Regions from separate parts of the Homo sapiens genome. Here region 1 is linked to region 2. The links are chromatin loops, found by intact Hi-C in ENCODE. Cell type or tissue: B cell. All regions are shown on one strand. Links, peaks and the distances in the headings refer to the core of each region. The heading gives the core; the rest is flanking DNA.

Evidence for each region. Hi-C counts contacts between places; a loop is a spot of excess contacts. Peaks named below come from ENCODE experiments on the same cell type or tissue, not always from the same donor. Only the 100,000 strongest peaks of a DNase experiment are listed, where the experiment ranks them.
Region 1: a loop joins it to region 2, with 21 times the contacts of the local background. A loop is called at or near these places in 5 of 110 quality-filtered maps.

Annotation. Positions count from the first base shown.
Region 1 is chr22:37,854,878-37,871,482 of GRCh38, forward strand. It overlaps EIF3L (eukaryotic translation initiation factor 3 subunit L), which reads left to right. Exons shown (of 13, transcript NM_016091.4): 4 at 688-767; 5 at 3,802-3,863; 6 at 8,092-8,161; 7 at 8,395-8,468; 8 at 15,299-15,470. Among named protein-coding and RNA genes, the nearest start is that of EIF3L, 14 kb to the left of the region's middle. RefSeq lists enhancers at 1,866-2,366, 2,367-2,867, 7,673-8,172. In B cell, for the core only: CTCF peaks have their summits at 8,803 (motif pointing left) and 9,004; a DNase peak (open chromatin) is centred at 8,784.
Region 2 is chr22:37,619,908-37,627,907 of GRCh38, forward strand. GGA1 (golgi associated, gamma adaptin ear containing, ARF binding protein 1) reads left to right here. Exons shown (of 17, transcript NM_013365.5): 5 at 331-454; 6 at 906-1,006; 7 at 1,709-1,789; 8 at 3,420-3,560; 9 at 3,645-3,726; 10 at 5,062-5,169; 11 at 5,890-6,042. Among named protein-coding and RNA genes, the nearest start is that of GGA1, 15 kb to the left of the region's middle. In B cell, for the core only: CTCF peaks have their summits at 3,847 (motif pointing right) and 4,057; DNase peaks (open chromatin) are centred at 1,706, 3,834, 6,328 and 7,784; H3K4me3 peaks cover 770 bases; H3K27ac peaks cover 4,376 bases.

The sequences.
Region 1 (16,605 bases), core at 5,168-13,167, 240 kb after region 2:
CGATACCCCTATCTTGTCCTCCCAAAGTGTTGAGATTACAGGCGTGAGCCATCATGCCTGGCCTGTTCAGTGTTTTTTAGGGGAACTTGAGCATGTTTATATGTTGGACTAAAAGAGCCAGAGAAGCAGGAGGGGTGGGGCTTGAGGAGATTGGAGGAAAGTATTAATAGCTGCTGAGGGCATCAGGAGAAGAAAATTAAACAACCTGTTGCAGGTTTGTCAAGTAGCAGTGTTTGGATTGGATAGGCAGCAGTGTTTAAATTGGATGCTGTAGGTCTGTTGTGGCCTTGGACTGCAGCAGACTGATTTGCTTCTGTGTTTAGAGACGTTTGGATGTGCTCCAGGAGATGGAAACGCTGTGTTAAAGAATGGTGGCCAAAAAAGTAGTTCTTATAGCAGAAAACAGCAAGCAGTTAAATATGGCTATAGTTAATGATACAGAGGCAGGAGATTATCCTGAAAAGCTTGATGGGTCCCTAACTGATACAAAAACAATATTTTCTTGTGTTGAGAAAGATTGAAGTGTGGAGTTGGGTTGAGGACAGTTGTGGGCTTGAAGGGCTTTGGCCTCAGCTCTGTTTATTTGACATCTTCCCCTTTCTAAGCCTGGGTCCTCATCTGTAAAATGTTAGGATTGGCATTCTCCAGTCCTTTTGGAATTTTAGAGATTTTTTTCTTGATTTTTAGCTGGACCAAGCTGACTGAAAGATTCTTCAAGAATACACCTTGGCCCGAGGCTGAAGCCATTGCTCCACAGGTTGGCAATGGTAGGTGTGAGCTCTTTATATCTTGTGCACTGAGTGGAATCCAGTGGCTGAGTCATTAGACAGGAAGCTCAAGAGGGTCTGTGTCTGTTTTGCTCACCATTTTGTTTCCTTGGTGCTTGGTATGTAGTAGGTCCTTGGCAAAATAACTTGTCGAAGGCTGGATGATTTAAGAGAGGACAGAGATCTCTCATATATGGTGAAATTTAGATCTTTGTACTGACTTGTTTCTATTTCCTTCTATAATTTGGGGGTCATTACAGTCACTCTGGAATAAGCTCTCTAGCTTCCCACCTTTGACTTTCTTAGATGATGTCCTTTATATATGGGTGAGGTAGGCAAATCCAACTTCATTATTTTGCTTGTGGATATTCAGCTACCCTGGCACCAATTTATTTATTTATTTATTTTATTTTATTATTATTATTTTTTTTGAGATGGAGTCTCGTTCTGTCTCCCAGGCTGAAGTACAGTGGCACAATCTTGGCTCACTGCAACCTCCGCCTCCCAGGTTCAAGCGATTCTCCTAGGTTCAAGCAATTCTCCTACCTCAGCCTCCCGCGTAGCTGGGATTACAGGCGCCCGCCACCACGCCCAGCTAATTTTTGTATTTTTAGTAGAGACGGGGTTTCACCGTGTTGGCCAGGCTGGTCTCGAACTGCTGACGTCAGGTGATTCGCCCACCTCAGCCTCCCAAAGTGCTAGGATTATAGGCATGAGCCACCGCACCCAGCCTGCCCAGCTAATTTTTAAAAATTTTTTGTAGATACCGGGTCACACTTTGTTGACCTGGCTGATCTTGAACTCCTGACCTCAAGTGATCTTCCCAGAGTGCTGAGATTACAGGCATGCACCACTGTGCCCAGCCACATTGTCTTGATTACTATATTTTTGTAGTAAGTTTTGAAATGGGGAATTGTAGGCCGGGCGCAGTGGCTCACGCCTGTAATCCAAGCACTTTGGGAGGCCGAGGCGGGTGGATCACCTGAGGTCGGGAGTTCGAGACCAGCCTGATTAACGTGGAGAAACCCCATCTCTACTAAAAATACAAAATCAGCCGGGCATGGTGACACATGCCTGTAATCCCAGCTACTTGGGAGGTGGAGGCAGGAGAATCACTTGAACCCGGAAGGCAGAGGTTGCGGTGAGCCGAGATCGCGCCATTGCACTCCAGCCTGGGCAACAAGAGCGAAACTCCGCCTCAAAAAAAAAAAAAGAAAGAAAGAAATTGGGAATTGGTAAGTCCTCCAACTTTGTTCTTTTTTTTTTTTTCCCCAAGATTGTTTTGACTATTCTGGGTCTCTTGGATTTGCTTATTGATTTTAGGATGGACTTGTCAATTTCTGCAAAGTAGCCAGCTGGGATTTTGAGAGGAATTGCCTAGAATCTGAAGATCACTTTGGGGAGTATTGCCGTCTTAACAGTATTAAGTCCTCCAGGCCAGGCGCGGTGGCTCATGCCTGTAATCCCAGCACTTTGGGAGGTGAAGGTGGACGGATCACGAGGTCAGGAGATCGAGACCATCCTGGCTAACACGGTGAAACCCCGTCTCTACTAAAAATGCAAAAAAGTTATCTGGGCAGGCCGGCATGGTGGCGGGCACCTGTAGTCCCAGCTACTCGGGAGGCTGAGACAGGAGAATGGCGTGAACCCGGGAGGCAGAACTTGCAGTGAGCTGAGATTGCGCCACTGGACTCCAGCCTGGGCGACAGAGCAAGACTGCGTCCCAAAAAAAAAAAAAAAAAAAAAAACCAATATTAAGTCCTCCAATCTATGGACATGGGATGTCTTTGATTTATTTAGGTCTTTGGTTGCGTTCACCAGTGTTTTGTGTTTTCAGTGTACAAGTCTCTCATTTGTTTTGTTATAGCTAACGTTTTTTTGAACACTTAACTCCTTTTTTTTTTCCCCCTAAGATGGAGTCACGGAGTCTTGCTGTCTTGCCCAGGCTGGAGTGCAGTGGCGCGATCTCTGCTCGCTGCAACCTCTGCCTCCTGGGCTCAAGCAATTCTCCTGCCTCAGCCTCCCGAGTAGCTGGGATTACAGGCACCTGGCGGATTTTTTGTATTTTTAGTAGAGATGGTGTTTCACCATCTTGGCCAGGCTGATTTTGAACTCCTGACCTCAAATGATCCACCCGCCTCAGCCTCCCAAAGTGCTGGGATTACAGGCATGAGCCACTGCACCTGGCCTGAACATTTACTCTCAATTGACTAAACACAGAATGAGTTCAAAACTCATTCTGTGGCTGGGTGTCGTAGCTCACGGCTGTAATTCTGGTACTTTGGGAAGCTGAGGTGGGAGGATTTCTTGAGGCTGGGAGATTTAGACTAGCCTGAGCAACATAGGGAGACCCCCTTCTCTACAAAAAATTTTTTAAAAAAATTATCCAGGCATGGTGGCACATGCCTGTAGTCCCACCTACTCGGGAGGCTGAGGTGGAAGGATCACTTGAGCCCTGGAAGTCGAGGCTGCAGTGAGCCATGATCATATCACTGCACTCCAACCTTGGCAACAGAGCGAGACCCTGTCTTCAAACAAACAAACAACATTCTGAAATTAATATTTTCTTTCTTCCTTTTTTTTTTTTTTTTTTTTTTTTTGACATGGGGGTCTCACTGTGTTGCCCATGCTGGAGTGTAGTGTGATAATGGCTGACTGCAACCTGTGCCTGCTGGGCTCAAGCGATCCTCCCACCTTAGCCTGCCGAGTAGCTGGGACCATGGGTGCGCACCACCACGCTTGTCTAATTACTCTTGTGTGCTGGTTTTTTTATGCACTTGGATGGCAGAAGTCTCTAAATGGTGAAAGGAAATAGATCTGAATGAGATCTTAATCTCATCGACAGAGATTGAGGTTGATGGAGTCAAATGAGAAGTGGATTTTCTCATTGCATGTATTCTTGGGGCATATGCATAGCAATTTAGATGTTGTTTAGTCTTCAGAATTACCTTTATTCCTCCCCACCAAAGAGCTAAAGCTGCCAGGATACCCCAGTTTTATGGTTAGTGAAGCACCCTTCTGCCATCTCTTTCAGATGCTGTCTTCCTGATTTTATACAAAGAATTATACTACAGGCACATATATGCCAAAGTCAGTGTAAGTATTTAAGTGTCGCAGTTTTTTTTTTGTTTTTGTTTTTTTAACTCTGTGCTGTTTTTGTCCCTAGAACACAGTCATTTGTTTATATTGGTTCAGTGTCTGGGCATGATTGGCATGTTTTTGAGTTTTAAGAAGCGGTGGAAGGAACAGTTTAACCCAGAAAGCTGTTCAGACACACTAACGCTATATAACCTATGCATTCTTTTAAATTTCTCTGTCCCCACAATTCTCCTGGACTGGGCAATCACCCATGCACTGGTTATAGGCTGCCAGCCTCATAGGATATTTCCAGGTACCTGCTGCTGCTTCTGCTTGGGGTTCTTTTTCCCTTCAGAGCATTGAGCCTCTGTTTCTCTGAGATGTACATAACACTGTCACTGTATGCCAAGCACAATGCTAGGCACTTAGCACACATCTTCACATATCTAATTCTACTATCAATCGTGCAAAGTTGGTACCCGAGGTGCCAAGAGGTTACCTTTTCTCAAATTTATCCAGCTAGTAAGTGACAAAACTCCTTGAATCTAGACCAGCTTGTTATAACACCAGTATTCTACACATTATCCCAACTTTGAGCACTTGCTAGATTCTGTTCTTCCCGACTTCTAAATTATAGAGTACGTGAAGTTTCTTTTTTTTTTTTTTTTTTTTTGAGAGAGAGTGAGTCTCGCTCTGTCGCCCAGGCTGGAGTACAGTGGCGCGATCTCAGCTCACTGCAGGCTCCACCTCCCAGGTTCACGCCATTCTCCTGCCTCAGCCTCCTGAGTAGCTGGGATTGCAGGTGCCTGCCACCACACCTGGCTAATTTTTTTGTATTTTTAGTAGAGACGGGGTTTCACTGTGTTAGCCAGGATGGTCTCCATCTCCTGACCTCGTGTTCCGCCCGCCTTGGCCTCCCAAAGTGCTGGGATGACAGGCGTGAGCCACCACGCCCGGCCTAGAGTGCCTAAAGTTTCTTAAAATGCCATCTGTACTATTTAAGGCTGGGCGCGGTGGCTCACGCCTATAATCCCAGCACTTTGGGAGGCTAAGGGCAGGTCACCTGAGGTCAGGAATTTGAGACCAGCCTGGCCAACATGGAGAAACCTCGTCTCTATTAAAAATATGAAACTACAAAAATAAGCTGGGCGTGGTGGCGGGTGCCTGTAATCCCAGCTACTTGGAAGGCTGAGGCAGGAGAATCGCTTGAACCCGGGAAGCGGAGGTTGCAGTGAGCCGAGATCGTACCACTGCACTCCAGCCTGGGTGACAGAGTGAGACTCTTGTCTCAAAAAGAAAAGAAAAATGCCATCTGTATTATTTATATACACCAATGACTTAATCTCTATCTTTAGCCTCAGTTGCCCCACTGAAGTCCAGACTTGTATATTCAGCTGTCAGCATCTGCACTTGGCTGTCTGAGTCATCTGAAGCTTAACACATCTAAAACTGAATTCTTATTTTCCCTCTAAACTAGTTTTTCTCATGGTAATCATCTCAATAAATGCTACCGTTTATTACCAAGTTAATTGGACTAAAAGCCTTGGCATTATTCTTGACTTTTCTCTGACATGATATCCAGCAAATCCTGTTAAGCTCTGTCTTCAACATACTTCTTTTTGTTGTTTTGTTTTATTTTGTTTTGTTTTTGAGACGGAGTCTCGCTCTGTCATCCAGGCTGGAATGCAGTGGCGCCGTCTCGGCTCACTCCAACCTCTGTCTCCTGGGCTCAAGCAATTCTCCAGGCTCAAACGATTCTCCTTCCTCAGCCTCCTGAGTAGCTGGGATTACAGGCATGCACCACCACGCCTGGCTAATTTTTGTATTTTTAGTAGAGACAGGGTTTCGCTATGTTGCCCAGGCTGGTCTCGAACTCCTGACCTCAGGTAATCCGCCCGCCTCGGCTTCCCAAAGTGCTAAGATTACAGGCGTGAGCCACTGTGCCTGGCCTTCAGCATACTTCTTGAATCAGCCACTTTTCACTGCCACACTGCTGCTCACCTAGTTGAAGTCATTATCATCTCTTCCCTGAATTACTGCAGGAGCTGCTTACCTGGTGTCAGTTTCCACTCTTGGCTGTTTATTCTCAACATAATAACCAGCATGATCCTTTTGCTACATAGTTTCATCAGGTCACTTCCAATCCTACCATGACTTCCCATCACACTTACTAATTCCAGGTTTTAGCCCTGTTTCCCTTCTCACTCATTTCCTGAAACTTTCCCCCTCCCTCCCTGGGCTCCTGGCAATATTCGTGGCACTTCAGAGCACTTATCTCTTGTACGTTGTATTTGTTTATTTAGGGGAGGGAGTTTCTTAATCTACTGGAAGGTTAACTCCACCGGGGTATGTGCTTGTCTTGTTCACCAATATAATCCAGTGCCTAGAATAATGTCTGGTCATAATGGTGTTAATTGAGCATGTGTGTGCTTGCATGCATGTGTAAGTGAAGGAAATTGGCACCAAGATCTCCACCTAAGGAGGTCCTAGTTTCTCACAGTTACTCACCCCTCTTCTCCTTGAGGACCGCTTGATATGGCTAGAACTCCTGCCTTGGCCACAGGAGCCACTGTCAGTAGTGGTAGGTGGAAAAGTTCTTGCTGCCAGAGTAAGGGGCCATGTTTTTCCGGCATCCCAGCGGGATCTCTGACTACTTTATCTGATAGAAAGTAAAGATTCCTGGCCAGGCGCTGTGGCTTACGCCTGTAATCCCAGAACTTTGAGAGGCTAAGGCGGGTGGATCACGAGGTCAGGAGTTCGAGACCAGCCTGACCAATATGGTGAAACCCCGTCTCTACTAAAAATACAAAAATTAGCCAGGCGTGGTGGCGTGTGCCTGTAATCCCAGCTACTCGGGAGGCTGAGACGGAAGAATCACTTGACCCCAGGAGGCAGAGGTTGCAGTGAGCTGAGATTGCACCGCTGCACTCCAGCCTAGGCACCAGAGCGAGACTCCGTCTCAAAAAAAAAAAAAAGTAAAGATTCCCTACTACCATTGATGCTAAAGTTCAGGTACTTTGTGGATATGCTAAGAATCTAGCCATTATGTGTACACTGCTTTTTTGGGAACACCATGACACCATAGCCCATAGTATAGCTGGTTTTACCACCTCTAATCTCTCTGTTTGGTCTGTAGATGAAGATTCAGCAGAAGCTTATTGATGCTGTTATCTTTTTATTAGCTACCAGGACTCCTACATAAATGACCAGTTTTAAGCCCTTGGGAAGCAGTTTTTCATTGAATGTGCTTAGATTGTGCTTAATGTATTAAGCACCTTACATAACTTTTATTAAACAGAGACGGGGTCTTGCCATGTTGCCCAGCCTGTTCTCAAACTCCTGGCCTCAGGTGATCAGCCCACTTCAGCCTCCCAGAGTGTTGAGATTACAGGCGTGAGCCACTGCGCCCAGCTATATAATCTTACTTCATTGTGACTAGTCAACAATCTTTTGCCCACATTTTACAGAGATTAAATACCTTGTGAGAACCCCACAGTTAATAAGAGGTGGGACTGACTCCAAAGTTGTGTTTCTTCTCCATCACAAATACATTGCTCATGGTATGGTTCCCCAGCTCAGAAACTATCAGTGGTTCTCAGATGCAAGCAACATAAAGACCAGACCAGGGGTCAGCCACCTTCTCTGTGGAGGGTCAGATAATAAGTATTTTAGTCTCGAGGGCCATGATGGTTTCTGTCAGATCTGTTCAGCTATGTCTTTGTGGCAGTTATCAACAATATGTAATGAGTGGGCATGGCTGTGTTCCAGTAAAACTTCTTTATTTACAAAACAGGTGGCGGAATAGATTTGCAGGCCCCCTGACCTAGATGCTTGTTTGGCGTTGGAAGACTGCAACATTCCTGGCCCGTAGTCTAGTGATGCCCGGTGCAGCATTATCTTCTCTTAACTCCCTAGCCTTCAAGTGCCACGATTTAACTTCTTCGCCTTTGCTAGTGTGGTTTTTTTCTGAAACACTTTTCCTTCTCTCTGCTTTGCCAGATCATCATCCCTGCTCTGAGGGTCATTTAAGGTCTGTTGCTGTAGAACCTAACCACGTGTTGCAGTATTCAGTGCGTCAGCTGCTATAGGACTTTCTATCTTCCCTCTCACTTGCATATTTACATAGTAAGAAAGAGAGGACAGATACCAATTCTCTTGTATTTGTTCACAGCTGTCACAGTATACCATGGGTAAAACACATTAAAATTAAATATCTGTATCTTGATATCTCTTGTTTTCTTTACAGGGGGGACCTTCCTTGGAGCAGAGGTTTGAATCCTATTACAACTACTGCAATCTCTTCAACTACATTCTTAGTGAGTCTGAGATTTGGCCAAGAGGGTGTGTGTGGTTATGATGAGGTTCAGCATTGGCCTCCAGCTTTTTTTTTTTTTTTTTTAAATTAGCAGGATCTTAATGTGTAGGTGGGAAGAGGGGAGGTCTTGTGATTCATGGTCCTTTTAAGAGAGAAATTACAAAGCATTCTGCAGCCTACAGAATGGGCAGAGTCATTGCTTTGAATCTGACTTTTCTGTGATCTCCTGCACAGATGCCGATGGTCCTGCTCCCCTTGAACTACCCAACCAGTGGCTCTGGGATATTATCGATGAGTTCATCTACCAGGTATCTGGTCAGCTTCAGCCTAATTTGAAATAACTGGTCCATGCCAGGAATAGCTGTTACTATTGTTTGTGTAAAAAAGCTGCAGGGTGTAAAAATATCCCCATTGTAGTGTAAAATACCCCATGGCAGTAGACTCCAGTTTCAGCTGGCTTTCGGAAGAGGCAGGGAAGCCTAAGCACTCCAGATAGGAAGCTGGAAGTCGGATAAGTTCAGCTCCTGACCTTCATCAAGCTCTTACTAGACCTTGTTAGGTGGTCTGGTGGTAAGAACACAGGCTTCACAGGCTTTGGAGCGAGGTGGAAGTGGATTCTAACTTGGGTGCTGCCACCTGCTGGTAGCTCTGTAACAGTGATGTGCTATTTAAACTCAGAGCCTCACTTTCTTTACCCACACAATGGAAATGTTCTATTATCTTTTTTTTTTTAAGAGTCAGGGTCAGGCCGGGCGCGGTGACTCACGCCTGTAATCCTAGCACTTTGGGAGGCAGAGGCGGGCAGATCACGAGGTCAGGAGATCAAGACCATCCTGGCTAACACGGTGAAACCCCGTCTCTACTGAAAGTACAAAAAATTAGCCGGGCGTGGTGGCAGGCGCCTGTAGTCCCAGCTACTCAGTAGGCTGAGGCAGGAGAATGGCGTGAACCTAGGAGGCGGAGCTTGCAGTGAGCCAAGATCGTGCCACTGCACTCCAGCCTGGTAACAGTGCAAGACTCCATCTCAAAAAAAAAAAAGAAAGAGTCAGGGTCTCACTCTGTTGCTCAGGCTAGAGTGCAGTGATAATAGCTTACTGCAGCCTAGAACTCCTGGGTTCAAGTGATTTTCCCACCTCAGCCACCTGAGTAGCTGCCACTACAAGGCCCACACCAACTTACGTGGATATTTATATTACTGTAGAGACGAGGGTCTTGCTGTGTTGCCCATGCTGGTGTTGAACTCCTGGCCTCAAGTGAGCCTCTTGACTTGGCCTCCCAAAGTGAGCCACCATGCCTAGCCATCTATATCTTGATTGTGGTGGTGGTTACTTAAGTGTATGCTCGATCAGAATACAATAGAACATTTTCATCACAACAAGAATATCACCTACCTCAGGAGTTGCTGTTCAAGGTCGAATGAGAACTGTGCCAAATGCAAATAAAGTACAGCAGCTGTGTAGCCTGGGGGTAAAAGTCCAGGTTTTGCTGTTGCTGTTTACTGGCTTTTTTTTTTTTTTTGGAGATGGAGTCTGACTCTGTTACCCAGGCTGGAGTGCAGTGGCATTATCCCGGCTCACTGCAACCTCTGCCTCCCGGGTTCAAGCGATTCTCTTGTCTCAGCCTCCCCAGTAGCTGGGATTACAGGTGCCCACCACCACGCCCAGCTAATTTTTGTATTTTTAGTAGAGACGGGGTTTCTCCATGTTGACCAGGCTGGTCTCGAACTCCCAACTTCAGGTGATCCGCCCTCCTTGGCCTCCCAAAGTGCTGGGATTACAGGTGTGAGCCACCGCGCCTGGCCTACTGGCCCATTTTAAAATGGTAACATGTTCTGTTGTGGGCACATTACTTAACCACACTGTGCATTGGTTTCCCCATCTCTAAAACGGATTGCTGCGAATGTTGCTGAGATACTACGTATAGAGTGTTTAGCATAGTGCCTGTCACAGAATAATTAATACACGTTGCCTGTTGATTGTGATGATGTTCAATGTCATCATTATTCTTTTCCATCTTATTTAGCCCAGTCCTTCTATTTAAAAATACAGATTGCTCACAACTGTAATCCCAGCATTTTTGGGGTCCAAGGCAGTAGGATCGCTTCAGTCCAGGAGTTCGAGAAATAGAGACTACAAAACATAAAATAGGCTGGGCGTGGTGGCTCACGCCTGTAATCCCAACACTTTGGGAGGCCTAGGTGGGCAGATCACGAGGTCTGGAGATGGAGACCATCCTGGCCACAATGGTGAAACCCCATCTCTACTAAAAAAAAAACAGCTGGGCGTGGTGGTGTGCGCTTGTAATCCTAGCTACTCGGGAGGCTGAGGCAGGGGAATCGCTCGAACCCGAGAGGCAGAGCTTGCAGTGAGCCAAAATCGTGCCACTGCACTCCAGCCTGGCGACAGAGTGAGACTCTGTCTCAAAAAAAAAACCAAAAAAAATAAAATATATAATTTGACAAAATATAATTCTTTTCCCCCTTTTTGTGCTGTCTATAGCTCTAACTGATTATTTCAGGATAAATTGGTATCTTAATAAAGATGTTATTAGAACTCCGTGAACCAGGGAGACGTTGTGTATACAAAGTGCTGAACCGTTACGAGTGGTGAGCTGAGAAACCTTCATAGTGCTCCTTGAGAAGGAGGCTTCCTGCTCAAGATTAGGCTTCAGTGCCTTTCATAGCAAAGGCCACAAACCGTACTGGCCTTGTTTGCCCTCTGGCTCCTTGGCTTGTGTCATCCTTTTATTTGGAATATTTATAGATGAATAGCAGTCTTTTTGACTTAGAGCAAGTGAAGAAGGATCATCCGTGCTGATTTTCTTTATCCCTCTTAAGATAATCATAATTCCCTGGGCTTAGCCAGTGTTGTTGTTAAGGGGCTTACGGTGCTTTCTAACAAAGACTGTCCAGTGAGGGTCAGTAAGTGGCTGGTGTATTTCGTCCTGGCCAGGTAGATGCCACATGGGGTAGGTGGCTCTTCCTCGCCACCCTGTTTTATTTATTTGTTTTTGTTTTTTCAAACTACAGATATAGTGAAAGTGCCTGCCTTGCTTGCTTTTGCAGAGGTATCAATTACTGTCTGGAAGGAAAGGCACCTTGTTGATGTTTCTCAGGCACTTACATAAACATGACTGTATAAAGAGAGATCACTTCAAAAATGGTTACGTACTCTATTGTGCCATTTACTGTGACTTGTTAACACACTTAAACCATATTTTCATAGACCTGACTTGCTCTTTTGCTGCAGTGTGCGTGATATGGATATACCATGCCTCTGATGATGAACCTTTGGGTTGTCAGTTTCCACAATTACAGGCAGTGAATCAGTGAATATCCATATATATGTTGTACACAGGCATATTTTTAGGGATCACTACCTAGAAGTAGAATTGTGGATTGAACGATACTTGCTTTTTAAGTTTTTTTAAATCAGCTTACTGAGGTATAGTTTATTTTTTTAAGTAGAGATGAGCCACCAGCTCGCGCCTGTTAATCCCAGCTCTTTGGGAAGCCAAGGCGGGTGGATCACGAGGTCAGGAGTTCGAGACCAGCCTGACCAACATGGTGAAACCCCGTCTCTACTAAAAATACAAAAAAATCAGCCGGGCGTGGTGGCAGGTACCTGTAATCCCAGCTATTTAGGAGGCTGAGGCAGGAGAATCGCTTGAACCTGGGAGGTGGAGGTTGCAGTGAGCTGAGATTGCGCCACTGCACTCCAGCCTGGGTGACAAAGCAAGACTCTGTCTCAAAAAAAACAAAAAACAAAAAACAGGTGTGAACCACCATGCCCAGCCATGAGGTGTAGTTTAATATACAATAAAATGTACCAGAATCAGTGTACAGTGGATGAGATTCAACAAATGTGTACAGTGCCACAATCAAGATAAAAGAACGTTTCAATCACTTTGAATTATAATAAATAGTAATATATTGTCCCACCAATGGGCTGTATCAAATTGTGTTACTACCAGCGGTGTTTGAGAGCAACTGTTGGTTTTTTTGTTTCTTTGTTTAAGAGATGGGGGTCTTGCCTTTATGGTCCAGGCTGGAGTGCAGTGGTGTGATCATAGCTCATTGCAGCCTTGACCTCCTGGGCTCAAGCAATCCCCCCACCTTAGCCTCCTGAGTAGCTCGGACTACAGGTGCACCCAGCTGATTTTTAATTTGTTGCAGAGATGGGGTCTTGAAATCCTGGGATAAAGCAATTCTCCCTGCTCAGCCTCCAAAAGTGCTGGGATTACAGGCGTGAGCCACCATGCCTAGCCAAGACCAACTGTTTTCTGTACTGGATATTATCAGTCTGTCTAATTTTTGTCAGTTCAATGGGAAAGAAATTCTGGCCGGGCGCAGTGGCTCACGCCTGTAATCTTAGCACTCTGGGAGGCCAAGGCGGGCAGATCACTTGAGGCCAGGAGTTCGAGACCAGCCTGGCCAACATGGTGAAACCCCGTCTCTACTAAAAATACAAAAATTACCCAGACTTGGTGGTGCATGTCTGTAATCCCAGCTACTCAGCAGCTGAGGGATGAGAATCACTTGAACCGAGAGGCAGAGGTTGCAGTGAGCTGAGATCACACCACCGCACTCCACCCTGGGCAGTAGAGTGAGATTCCGTCTCAAAAAAAAAAAAAAAAAAATCAGCGCGGTGGTTCACACCTGTAATCCCAGCACTTTGGGAGGCCGAGGCAGGCGGATCATGAGGTCAAGAGATTGAGACCATCCTGGCTAACACGGTGAAACCCCGTCTCTACTAAAAATACAAAAAAATTTGCCAGGCATGGTGGTGGGCGCCTGTAGTCCCAGCTACTCAGGAGGCTGAGGCAGGAGAATGGCGTGAACCCAGGAGGCGGAGCTTGCAGAGAGCCGAGATTGCACCACTGCACTCCAGCCTCGGAGACAGAGCGAGACTCCATCTCAAAAAAAAAAAAAAAAGAAAAAGAAAAAAAAATCATACTTTTCTGATTTCCCATATTAATTGTCAATTTTGTTTTCTTTGAAGTGATCATCACTATTCTTTGCCTGTTTTCTATTTGATTGCTTTTTTAATTGCATTACGAGAATTCTTTGTAGGATTTTTTTTTTTTTTTTTTTTTTGAGACAGAGTCTCGCTCTTTCGCCCAGGCTGGAGTGCAGTGGCATGATCTCTGCTCACTGCAGTCTCCACCTCCTGTGTTCAAGCGATTTTCCTGCCTCAGCTTCCCAAGTATCTGGATTACAGGTGTGCACCACCACGCCCTGCTAATTTTTTTTTTTTTTTTGCATTTTTAGTAGAGACGGGGTTTCACCATGTTGGCCAGGCTGGTTTTGAACTCCTGACCTCAAGGGATCCACCCATCTCGGCCTCCCAAAGTGCTTGGATAACAGGTGTAAGCGCCACCGCACCCAGCCTGAGAATTCTTTATATATTCTGGATATTCTTTTTTTTTCCCCCCTAAGGCGGAGTCTTGCTCTGTCACCTAGGCTGGAGTGCAGTGGCGTGATCTCAGCTCACTGCAACCTCTGCCTCCCAGGTTCAAGGGATTCTCCTGCCTCAGCCTCCCGAGTAGCTGGGATTACAGGCATGTGCCACCACACCTGGCTATTTTTGTTTTGGTGCTTTTTTTTTTTTTTTTTTTTTTTTTGAGACGGAGTTTTGCTCTTGTTGCCCAGGCTGGAGTGCAATGGTGCGATCTTGGCTCACCGCAACCTCTGCCTCCCAGGTTCAAGCGATTCACCTGCCTCAGCCTCCCGAGTAGCTGGGATTACAGGCATGTATCACTGTACCTGGCTAGTTTTGCATTTTTTGTACAGATGGGGTTTCTCCATGTTGGTCAGGCTGGTGTCAAACTCCCGACCTCAGGTAATCCGCCTGCATCGGCCTCCCAAAGTGCTGGGATTACAGGCATGAGCCACCGCACCCGGCCTGTTTTTGTATTTTTAGTAGAGATGGGGTTTCACCATGTTGGCCAAGCTGTTCTCGAACTCTTGATCTCATGATCCATCCACCTTGGCTTCCCAAAGTGCTGGGATTATAGGCGTGAGCCACCGTGCCTGGCATATTCTTTGTTTTTATATTACAAAATTAGCATTTTGTCCCACAGTCTAGAAGAAGATAATTTTTTGTGTTTTGAGACAGAGTTTTACTCTGTCACTCACACTGGAATGCAGTGGCACAACCTCACCTCACTGTAGCCTCCGCCTCCTGGGCTCAGGCAAAGCCCGTACCTCAGCCTCCTTAGTAGCGGAGACTGCAGGTGCCTGCCACCATTCCTGGCTAATTCGTTTGTGTTTTTTATAGCGATAGGGTTTTGCCATGTTTCCCAGGCTGGTCTTGAGCTCCTGGACCCAAGTGATCTGCCCACCTCAGTTTCCCAAAGTGCTGGGTTTACAGGGGTGAGCCTCTGATCTCTGCTGGAAGAGTTGAAGAACAGTCTTAGATCTTCTAAGACCTAGGTTTTAGGTCTGTGATTTCCAAACCTGATGCACACCAGATTCAACCAGAGAACTTTAAAAAATTGAGTAGGTAGGTCTGTTGTGTTCCATCTGTGTGACTGCTGGAGCCAGGCCAGGAGTGCTTCCAGGTTCTACTTCTGTCCCAAACAGATTCCTGTGGCATATCTTCTCTGTGTTCGTTGTGCTTGGCCAGACGACTCTGGTTGAGAGTGGTAGAGAGGTGACATAGTCTGGGAACTGATGGTCAGCTGTGGTAGGGAAGGCTCACACGTGCAGATACCTATTACCACATCACTGCCCATAACCCAGGGCGTACCACAGTCTAGCTGCATCTGAATAGATGGTACAAGAGCCCCTGTGGTGTTTCTGGTGGCCCGGTCAACTGCATTGTGAGGCCCAGAGACAGGAAGTGACTTTGGGTTGTGTTTGACTCCAGATTGGATGTTTTTACCACAGACTACCTCTAATCCTAGAGATTTTTACTTCACTGTGTAGTAAGTAACATTCAGTAATGAACAGAATTCACAGTTTAGTCAAGATGGCTTTGAAAAACAGTGTACGGAATGGTTTAGAATGAGAAGTGGTCATCTCACCCTCACCTTGCCCCATCCAGAGCCAGAGCATTGCCTCGTTTTCAGCATTGTGGACATGGATGATCACTTTGGGCTTATACCACTACTGCATGTTTCTTTTCTTCCTCAACAGTTTCAGTCATTCAGTCAGTACCGCTGTAAGACTGCCAAGAAGTCAGAGGAGGAGATTGACTTTCTTCGTTCCAATCCCAAAATCTGGAATGTTCATAGTGTCCTCAATGTCCTTCATTCCCTGGTAGACAAATCCAACATCAACCGACAGTTGGAGGTATACACAAGCGGAGGTGAGTGCAGCAGGCCGACAGCCGTGGCCTGCGAATTTCCAGCTGCTTGCCATCTGTTCCAAATGAATAGATCACTGCAAGGAGAGCAGATGAGTCACCATGTCTTAGGTGGTGGTCTGTTGACTCTTTGTAGGTGCTTGAGTACAAACAGTAGCAGAGTATTTGTGCTGGGGGCTCTGGGGCTTGGGAGTCCATTGGCCAACAGACTGAACCAGCACATTGAGATTTGCGTTTGTAAACACTTCTGTGTCTCCAGTGCTTTTGTTTAGATAAGCACTTCTCACACGTGTTGGTGTCAGAGCCACTTTACCCTGTTAAAATATTGAGAACCACAAAATGTATCTATTTTAAAAAATTTTTTTCTTTTTTTTTCAGTGAAGAGTGGCATTTTTGCAGATCTCTCTGTCTGGCTGAGATAGCTGGCTTCTCATTTCTGCTTCTGCATTCAATCTGTTGCAATGTGTTCTTTTGTTTGAAGCACATAAAGAAAATCTGGCCCAGGCACTGTGGCTCACACCTGTAATCCCAGCACTTTGGGAGGCTTAGGCAGAAGGATCGCTTGAGTCCAGGAGTTTGAGACCAGCCTGGGCAATATAGTGAGACTTTGTCTCAAAAAAAATGTTTAAATTGACTGAGCATGGTGGGTGGGGTGCCCCTGTAGTCCCAGCTACTCGGGAGGCTGAGGTGGGAGGATTGCTTGAGCCCAGGAAGCAAAGATTGCAGTGAACTGAGATCACACCACTGTACTCTAGCCTGGGCCACAGAGCGAGAACTTGTCTGAAAAAAAAAAAGAAGGAAAATCTGGCTTCACACGGTTATAGGAAGTTTTTTTGTTGTTTGTTTTTGAGACAGGGTGTCGCTGTGTCACCCAGTCTGGTCTTGGACTCCTGGGCTCAAGCAGTCCTGCCTTGGCCTCCCAAAAGTGCCAGGATTATTGGAGAGGATTTTCTTTGATACTACACCATGTAGTAGTATGTATGGGTTGAATATTCCTGACTTGAAAATTTGAAATCTGAAATGCTCCAAAATCTGACTTTTTGAGCACCAACATGACGCCGTAAGTAGAAAATTCTACACCCAACCTCATATGAGCAGTTGCAGTCAGAACTTCGTCTCATGCACAAAAGTATTTAAA
Region 2 (8,000 bases), core at 1-8,000:
AGACCTCTGGCTCCTCTTTCCTGGGATGTCAAGGCTAAGTCCCCAGAGCCGACTATGAGCAGGCCTGTCCCTCATGTCAGTTCTGCATCCTCACCATGGTGCCATCTAGCAGGTGGGGAAACAGACACTGAGGGCTGACCCAGCTAATAAGTGGCAGGGGTAGTAGGTGAACTCAGTCTACCCCAGGCTGGTTGGGCGGGGCTATGAGGACCCTGTAGGCTAGAGGGCTTCCCGGGGAGTCCTGGGGAGGCAGTAGGGTGTGGACAGGGCTTGAGACTGAAGTGAGTGGGGCTGGGCAGTATCAAAGGCCTCCCCACTGTGTCCCTGAAGTATCTGGGCTCTCGGACATCGGAGAAGGTGAAGAACAAGATCTTGGAGCTCCTCTACAGCTGGACAGTGGGCCTGCCCGAGGAGGTGAAAATCGCAGAGGCCTACCAGATGCTAAAGAAGCAGGGTGAGGCACACAGAGGGTGGGGGGCGACCAGGGCCTGCCTTCCCCTCCCCCACCATGAGCTGGGGCTCCAGCGGCTTCAGGGGCTTCTGAGCCAGCAAGGTCATGGGTCTGTCCTTTAACTTCTGGAGAAAGTACATACAGCTAGTGCGGCCTTCTGTGCTCTGCCTGAGGCTAGCTTGGGTGGAAAGAAGGTGAGTTCGAATCAAGCTTCCCCTCAAAGAGTGGTCTCCAGGGAGTGGCCTCAAAATATGGGTCCCCAAACCATCTCCCCCAGGCAATTTTGATGGAGTAGGTAGGAGTAGGCCCAGGCCACTAAGAGTCCAGAGCCAGCGTGCTGGCAAAAGACTGACCTCCCTCTTCTGTCCTACCCTTGCCTGCCCCCATCCCCATGTCACCCCTACCCCTGGGCCTGGGACATATTGACAGCCTTTCTGACACTCATCTAATCCAGGGATTGTAAAGTCCGACCCCAAGCTTCCAGATGACACTACCTTTCCCCTTCCTCCTCCACGGCCGAAGAATGTGATCTTTGAAGATGAGGAGAAATCCAAGGTGAGACTCCAAGGAGGCACATATGGGGACTCTGAGCCCAGGTGGGGGTCCGTGGGTTCTGACCTCTAGCTGCCCTGGCATCAGCCGTTGGAACAGAGGCACACACTGAGCCCAGGCATCGTTGTAGATGATGGGCGCTGTTTACTGGGCATTTAATATGTGCTGAGTATGTCCCATACAGCATCCCCACATTTAATAAACAGGAGTGTGTCTGGTGTCCCTGGAGTTTGTTTGAGGGTATTTTGACCTTTTCTATAAGAATTTCACTAATTTTTTGTTAAAAGTTAATAAAATTAAAACTTGTGGGTGAAAAGTTAAACAGCCCAGGAGGAGGTAAGATTAAAATAAAGAGGTTAAAGTAAAAGGTCCCCTCTCCCCAGTCTTAGCCCCAGCCCTGGAGAGTGTCTACTGTTAAGGTTCTTGTACATTGTCCCAGAAAGGTTCTCAGCCATGGGGATATAAGGAGCACCATTTGTTGATTACTTATTTCTGCTAGGCGCTGTGGTGTGCACTTTACATGCAGTGTCTCCGCTGGCCTGTGGCCACCCTATCAGGCATCAGTAAATTCTCACCATTTCACAGAGAGCTTAAGTAACTTACTCAGGTCCCACAGGCAGGAAGCGGGGAGCCATCATGTGACTCCAGTCTTCTGACCCCTGGCCCAGGTGCTGCCCTCACGGTCACACCCCTCTGTCTCTGCAGATGCTGGCCCGCCTGCTGAAGAGCTCCCATCCCGAAGACCTCCGCGCAGCCAATAAGCTCATCAAAGAGATGGTGCAGGAGGTAGCGGCCGAGCCCAGAGCACAGGGAGGAGGCGGGATGGGGGTATTGAGCTGGGCCACTGAGATGGGGCTGTATGCATCTTCACATGGAAGGAGCCCTGCAGTGACCCGGGCTGGCACAGCAGAGAAGCTGATGCTGGGGGACCAGGGTGTGCAGGGAAGAATTCCCGGCAGCCTGGGTGACTTGCTCTGGATGGGCCTTTGGGAGGCTGGCTACCTCTTCGTCAAAAGTTAGAAATGAATTAGGCCTTAGTATATTTTTAAAAATACTAAGTATTTTTAAAATTACTTTTTAGTATTTAAAAATACTAAGTATTTTTAAAATTATTTTTTAGTATTTAAAAATACTAATGAATATATGTAAGTATGTATACGTGTATGTATATGAGGAGACTTTTTTTGAGACAAGGACTCACTCTCTAGCCCAAGCAGGAGTACAGTGGCATGATCATGGCTCATTGCAGCCTCAACCTCCCGGGCTCAAGCAGTCCTCCCACCTCAACCTCCCAGGCCGCTGGCACTAAATACGTGTGCCACCACACCGGTATAGTTTTTGTATTTTTTTTGTGGAGAAGGGGTTTCGCCACATTGCCCAGGCTGGTCTGGAACTCCTGGGCTCAAGCAATCTGCCTGCCTCGGCGTCCCAAAGTGCTGGGATTACAGGCATGAGCCACTGCCTGGCCAAATGTTTAATTTTTAAGTAAATATACATATGTTGCCTGGGTGCCTGCTGAAACTTTTTTTTTTTAATTGAGACAAGATCTCATCCTGGAGTGCAGTGGCACGATCATGGCTCACTGCAGCCTCGACCTCCTGGGCTCAAGCGATCCTCCCACCTCAACCTCCCAAGTAGCTGGGACCAAAGGCACACGCTACAGCGCCCGGCTAATTTTATTTTTTGTAGAGACAGCATCTCCCTTTGTTGCCCAAACTAGTCTGTAACTCCTGGGCTCAATGACCCTCCCATCTCGGCCTCCCAAAGTGCTGAAAAAAAAGTTTCAAAGCTGGATGTGGTGGCTCATGCCTGTAATCCCAGCACTTTGGAGGCCAAGGTGGGAGGACTGTGTGAGGCCACTTTTCACTCTGCAAAGGAGGGGCACGCACAGTAAGCGGAGGGGCAGGGGAAAGCCGGGCTGCTCCCAAAAGCAGCCTTTGAAGGCACGGGCTCCCCCATCTGCCAGGCACCGACAGACACTGGAAGGGTCTTCCTGCTCGTTTCCAGGCTGTACCTGGTGACCACAGAGGTCCCCTTGCACTATGAAGTACAGGAACCTCCTTTGAAAGGGCAAACACAAGGAGGGCAAGAGTCACTGAGAACCACAGTGGAGGTCTAGGGCCCTGGGCCTTCAGAAGCACCTGGTGAGGGGTTTGGAAACCCAGGTTCCTGGGCCATCTCTGAAGATCCTGATGAGCTTGTGCAGAGGCCTGGGCACTGGGGGCTTCTTGGACCAGCGTGCCCTTCCTAGGCATGAGGGGCTCCTGGCAGGGCCTGCTGGAGCCCCACCCAGAGTGTGATCCCACAGTCACCCAGCTGTCAACCCAGATCCCAGCACACATTCTCTCAAGTGGCAGGGGGCAGTGCCTCGTCCAGGCCAAAGGTTCTCAGGGGCCCTTGGCCAATGTGTCCCCAGGACCAGAAGCGGATGGAGAAGATCTCGAAGAGGGTGAATGCCATCGAGGAGGTGAACAACAATGTGAAACTGCTCACGGAGATGGTGATGAGCCACAGCCAGGGCGGCGCAGCAGCTGGCAGCAGCGAGGACCTCATGAAGGTGCACCTGCCTCCCTGCCTACCCCACTCCCTGCCCACTCCACAGCCCACGCGGACCCTGACCCGCCCATCCTGCTGCCCTCAGGAACTGTACCAGCGCTGTGAGCGGATGCGGCCCACGCTCTTCCGACTGGCGAGTGACACAGAGGACAATGATGAGGCCTTAGGTGAGCCCAGGGCAGGTGCTGAGGTCAGGTCCCCCCCTCTCCCTCCACCTCCTGCCCCCACCTCCCCCAGGCCCTGCTAAGTATCTGCAGTTGGAAGGAGCCACCACCAGGGGGCCCCCTTCTCCAGCACCGACCTTGGGTTTCTCCTCTCTGAGGACACAGAGCAGGGGCCGCCCCCCTGTTGAGAGGCCCTGTGGGCCAGCCCCCTTAACAGGCATCTTATTTACTACCCGCAGCTGCACAGGAGGCAGACCCATCCCCTTTTCACAACTGGGGCTAAGGGAGGAAAATGACTTGCCCAGATCACAGAGCAGAACAGTGGCAGAGCCAGGGGAGACGGAGGGCCATCTGCCCCCAGACCTTCCTCCCTAATGAGGGTGAATGGAAGCTAAGAGTGCATCCCACAGCCCAGGCAGTTCCAGACCTGAGCCTGACGGCTTCTGCCAGGGCCACATACCAGGTTCTTTTCCTTGATCTCTGCCCACGTGTCAGCCTGGGCCACTTGGGCTGCGGTCTGGGTACCATCCACTCCCTCATTAAGCAGGAGCCCCACCCACAAGGCTCACTGCCCAGATTGCCCCACACCCTGGCACCTGGGGAAGGCAGTGTTGCCGAGGGCCTGATTGGTGCCAGGCACTGTTCTAGGCCCTCAGGGATCTGGCACTGATCAAAGTTTGCAAAACGCCGGGTGCAGTGGTTCACACCTGTAATCCCAGCATTTTGGGAGGCCAAGGTGGGAGGATTGCTTTAGTCCAGGAGTTCAAGACCAGCCTGGGTAACATAGAGAGACCCAGTCTCTATTTCAAATATATTTATATTAAAAAAAAAAAAAAAAGGTTGACAAAAACTTCCTCATGGTAGTTTAGTGAGAGGAGACAGACAATAACCAAGTCCATGAGCACCGACAGTTCGTCACGGTGGTGAGTGGCATGGAGGAAGAGAAGCAGGGAAGGGATGAGGTGGTGCAGGAGGGATTTAGGACAGGCCTCCCTGAGGTGAGCCTTGGGTGAAGACCTGAAGGCAGTAAGGGATGAAGCCATGCAGAGATCTGGGGCAGCCAGAGAGCAGAGCTGGAGTGGAGGCCTGGAGGCGGGAGCGGGCCCAGTGTGTTGAGACAGCCCAGGCAGTATGGCAGGGAGTGAATGAGGGAAGGGTGGGAGGTGAGACCAGGGAGGTGGCGGAGGGCCAGAGTCTCAGCAGACGAGATGGGCTGTTTCCCTGCCCCTTTCCCTTCCCCTCACACACAGGCTGTGATGGATGTGGGGTCCTCGTCCCCTGCCGCCCAGAGGCCCCCACAGTCCTTCAGCCTGGCCTCTCCCCTCCTGCCTGTTCCAGCGGAGATCCTGCAGGCCAATGACAACCTCACCCAGGTGATCAACCTGTATAAGCAGCTGGTGCGGGGTGAGGAGGTCAACGGTGATGCCACAGCCGGCTCCATCCCTGGTGAGGAGGTGGCAGGAGAGCTGGGAGGGCACCCATCAGGCTGGAGGGGCACAGAGAGTGCAGGGTGGTGTGCTGGTCTCAGAGCGGCTGGAATGACTGCCAGGGTGACCCTGGCCCCTTAAGATGGGGAAGGCCCCAGGGAGGGAGCTGGGGGTGAAGTCTGTGCCAAGCCTGCAGCTGTGGGGGAAGAAGTCTGGTGGGGGAGCTGAGGGTTTGGTGAGGACAGGCAGAAGAAGGAAGGCATTCTTTCATTTGACAAATCTGGCACCTGTTGTATAGGGCTAGATGACACCCCAGAGGCTTTATGTATCAGAAAATGCGAGGGGGGTTAGAAAAGTAAACATTACAGACTCAGGTCTAATAAGGGTAAGATGGCAGCCTTGGGGGGTCACAAAAGGGGTTAGAATTGGTTCTGTTAGGGAGAAGTGGAGATGGAGGCGCTGCACGGAAGCAGCCAAGTTTCAGCAGGGCCTTAAGGATGGGTAGCAGTTTGCCCAGTAGAGCTAAGAAGGAAATACATTCCGGACAGAAGTACCATCATATGCCAAAGAGAGGTCCTGTTGAGCAGTTTCCAGGCAGGGGCTGGTGTGGCCAAGGAAGGGGAGGCAGGAGACCAGTGGTAAAGCATCGGGGGTTAGGTGTTGCTCCCCCGCAACCCCTGTGGACTCTGAGAGACACGTGTACACCCAGGACTTGCCAGCCTCTTCTTTCCCACCCCAGGGAGCACCTCGGCCCTGCTGGATCTCTCAGGCCTGGATCTCCCGCCTGCGGGCACCACCTACCCAGCTATGCCCACCCGCCCTGGCGAGCAGGCCAGCCCTGAGCAGCCCAGTGCCTCAGTTTCCCTGCTTGACGACGAGCTCATGTCTCTGGGTGAGGAAGGGGCCAGGCCTGGAGGAGGGCGGGCTCAGCAGCAGATGGGGCATGATCCCAGGGCCCACTCACAGCTAGCGGAACCACGTACCCCAGGTGTGGATCCTGTGGGGCACGTGGATGAGCATTAGGCCCACTTCACAACTGAGGAAACTGAGGCTCGGGGAAGTTAGGAGCTTGTGCGAGGCCACACGGCCAGAGGGTGAGGCTGGCAACCTCTAAGCCGGCCTCGGATAAGCTAACCAGCATTCAGGCTCTGGCAGCCTGGGGGGAAACCAGGGGATTTCCCCGCAACAGGTTAGAGCCTGGAATTGAGAACTGTCTGGGCAAAAGTTCAGCAGTTTCTTCATCCACCAAGAGGAGAGGGAGGGCTCTGGGCTCCAGAGCACCCAGAGGCTCCAGAGAAGCCGAGGCCAGAGCGCGAGGGACTCGGTGATCCAAGCTGGTCCAGGGCCAGGCCTGCTGTTACTCCCGGGCAGGCTCCGGCTCCAGAGCCCAGCAGGGGCCAGGCTTCCCCGGGGGGAAGCAGCAAAGCGTTCCCAGCTGCCCAAACCATTTTTGGGTTTCCAACTGCTCTCAGGGCAGCAGCCCCATCCGAGAGCTGAGATCAGAACAGCCTCCTCCTGAGAGCCACTGAAGGGATGAAGAGCAGATACGTTAGGGCCACATCAAAGGAATCCTCAGGGATATGTTGGAAGCCAAGATTCAGACTGTGGTTTCCTGAGCCAGTTCTGAAGCAAAAACCAGACCCGAAGGCCTTGAAGAAGTGATGGGGACCCGGGGCGCCCTGGGCGGGGTCTGCCTGGGTTCCAGGAGTGCTTCCTTTGGTGGTGCCCACTACTGCACTCTGTCCTGTCTTAGGTGACCCTCACGGTCTCTGCAGGCAGGTGCCGTTAATAGCCCCACTGCACAATGAGGAAACGGCAGCACAGAAAGGCGCGGTGGCTCACGCCTGGAATCCCAGCACTTTGGGAGGCCAAGGCAGAGGGATTACTTGAGGTCAGGAGTTTGAAACTAGCCTGGCCAACATGGCGAAACCCCATGTCTATTAAAAATACAAAATTAGCTGGGCGTGGTGGCACATGCCTGTAGTCCCAGCTACTGGGGAGGCTGATGCAGGAAAATTGCTTGAACTGGGGAAGCAGAGGTTGCGGTGAGCCGAGATGGCACCACTGCACTCCAGCCTGGTTGACAGAGCAAGGCTCCGTCTCACAAAAAAAAGAAAAAGAAAAGGAAAAAGAAAGGCTGGGTGACTTGTGCAGAAAGGGCTCTAGGACTTGAGCTGGGCTCTGATCCTGAAGCCACACTCTGAGCAGCTGGGCTGCTCTGACTCGTTGTTCATAAGCAAGGAAAAGGAAATGAGGACCCGGAGTGTGGAGGGAGAGCTGAAGGGGAAGGAGAGCTGAGGGGAAAGGAGGCCCAGTTGTGAGCTCCCTTTGTGAACCCAGCAGCCAGCACCCTCCCTGAAGCTGCTTACGAGCCCCATGCAGCCGCCCCCTCTTCATTCAGAGCCAAGGGTGACCGCAGGGAGAGGACCTTTACCCCATTCTACAGAGAAGTAAAGGACGGTCAAGGGACAGGAACGTTCATACAAGGTTTATCTTCCCCTGTGGAGCCAGCCCTGGGTGGCAGCTACCTGAGGGGCAGTGGGTGGGGAAGTACTGCAGGGCCACCAGCCCCCAGCCAGCAGCTGCAGCACCACCTCCACAAGAGAAGCGAGATGCAGCCGCACTTCCTGTCCCCGCACTGCACTGGCATAGTTCTGAGCCACCAGCTTCCTTCTGTTTTCCTCTCAGAGGCAAAGCATGGGGGCACAGGAGCCGGAAGTGCCAGGGCAGCCTGCAGCCTGGGCCTGGGGAATGGAGGAGGCCCTGGGGCCACACAGGGGGCTGGTCCTCACTCTTCACGGCAGGGGTGGGAGACAGGTTCCTGTCCCTCAAGGAGGGTGTTCAGGCAGC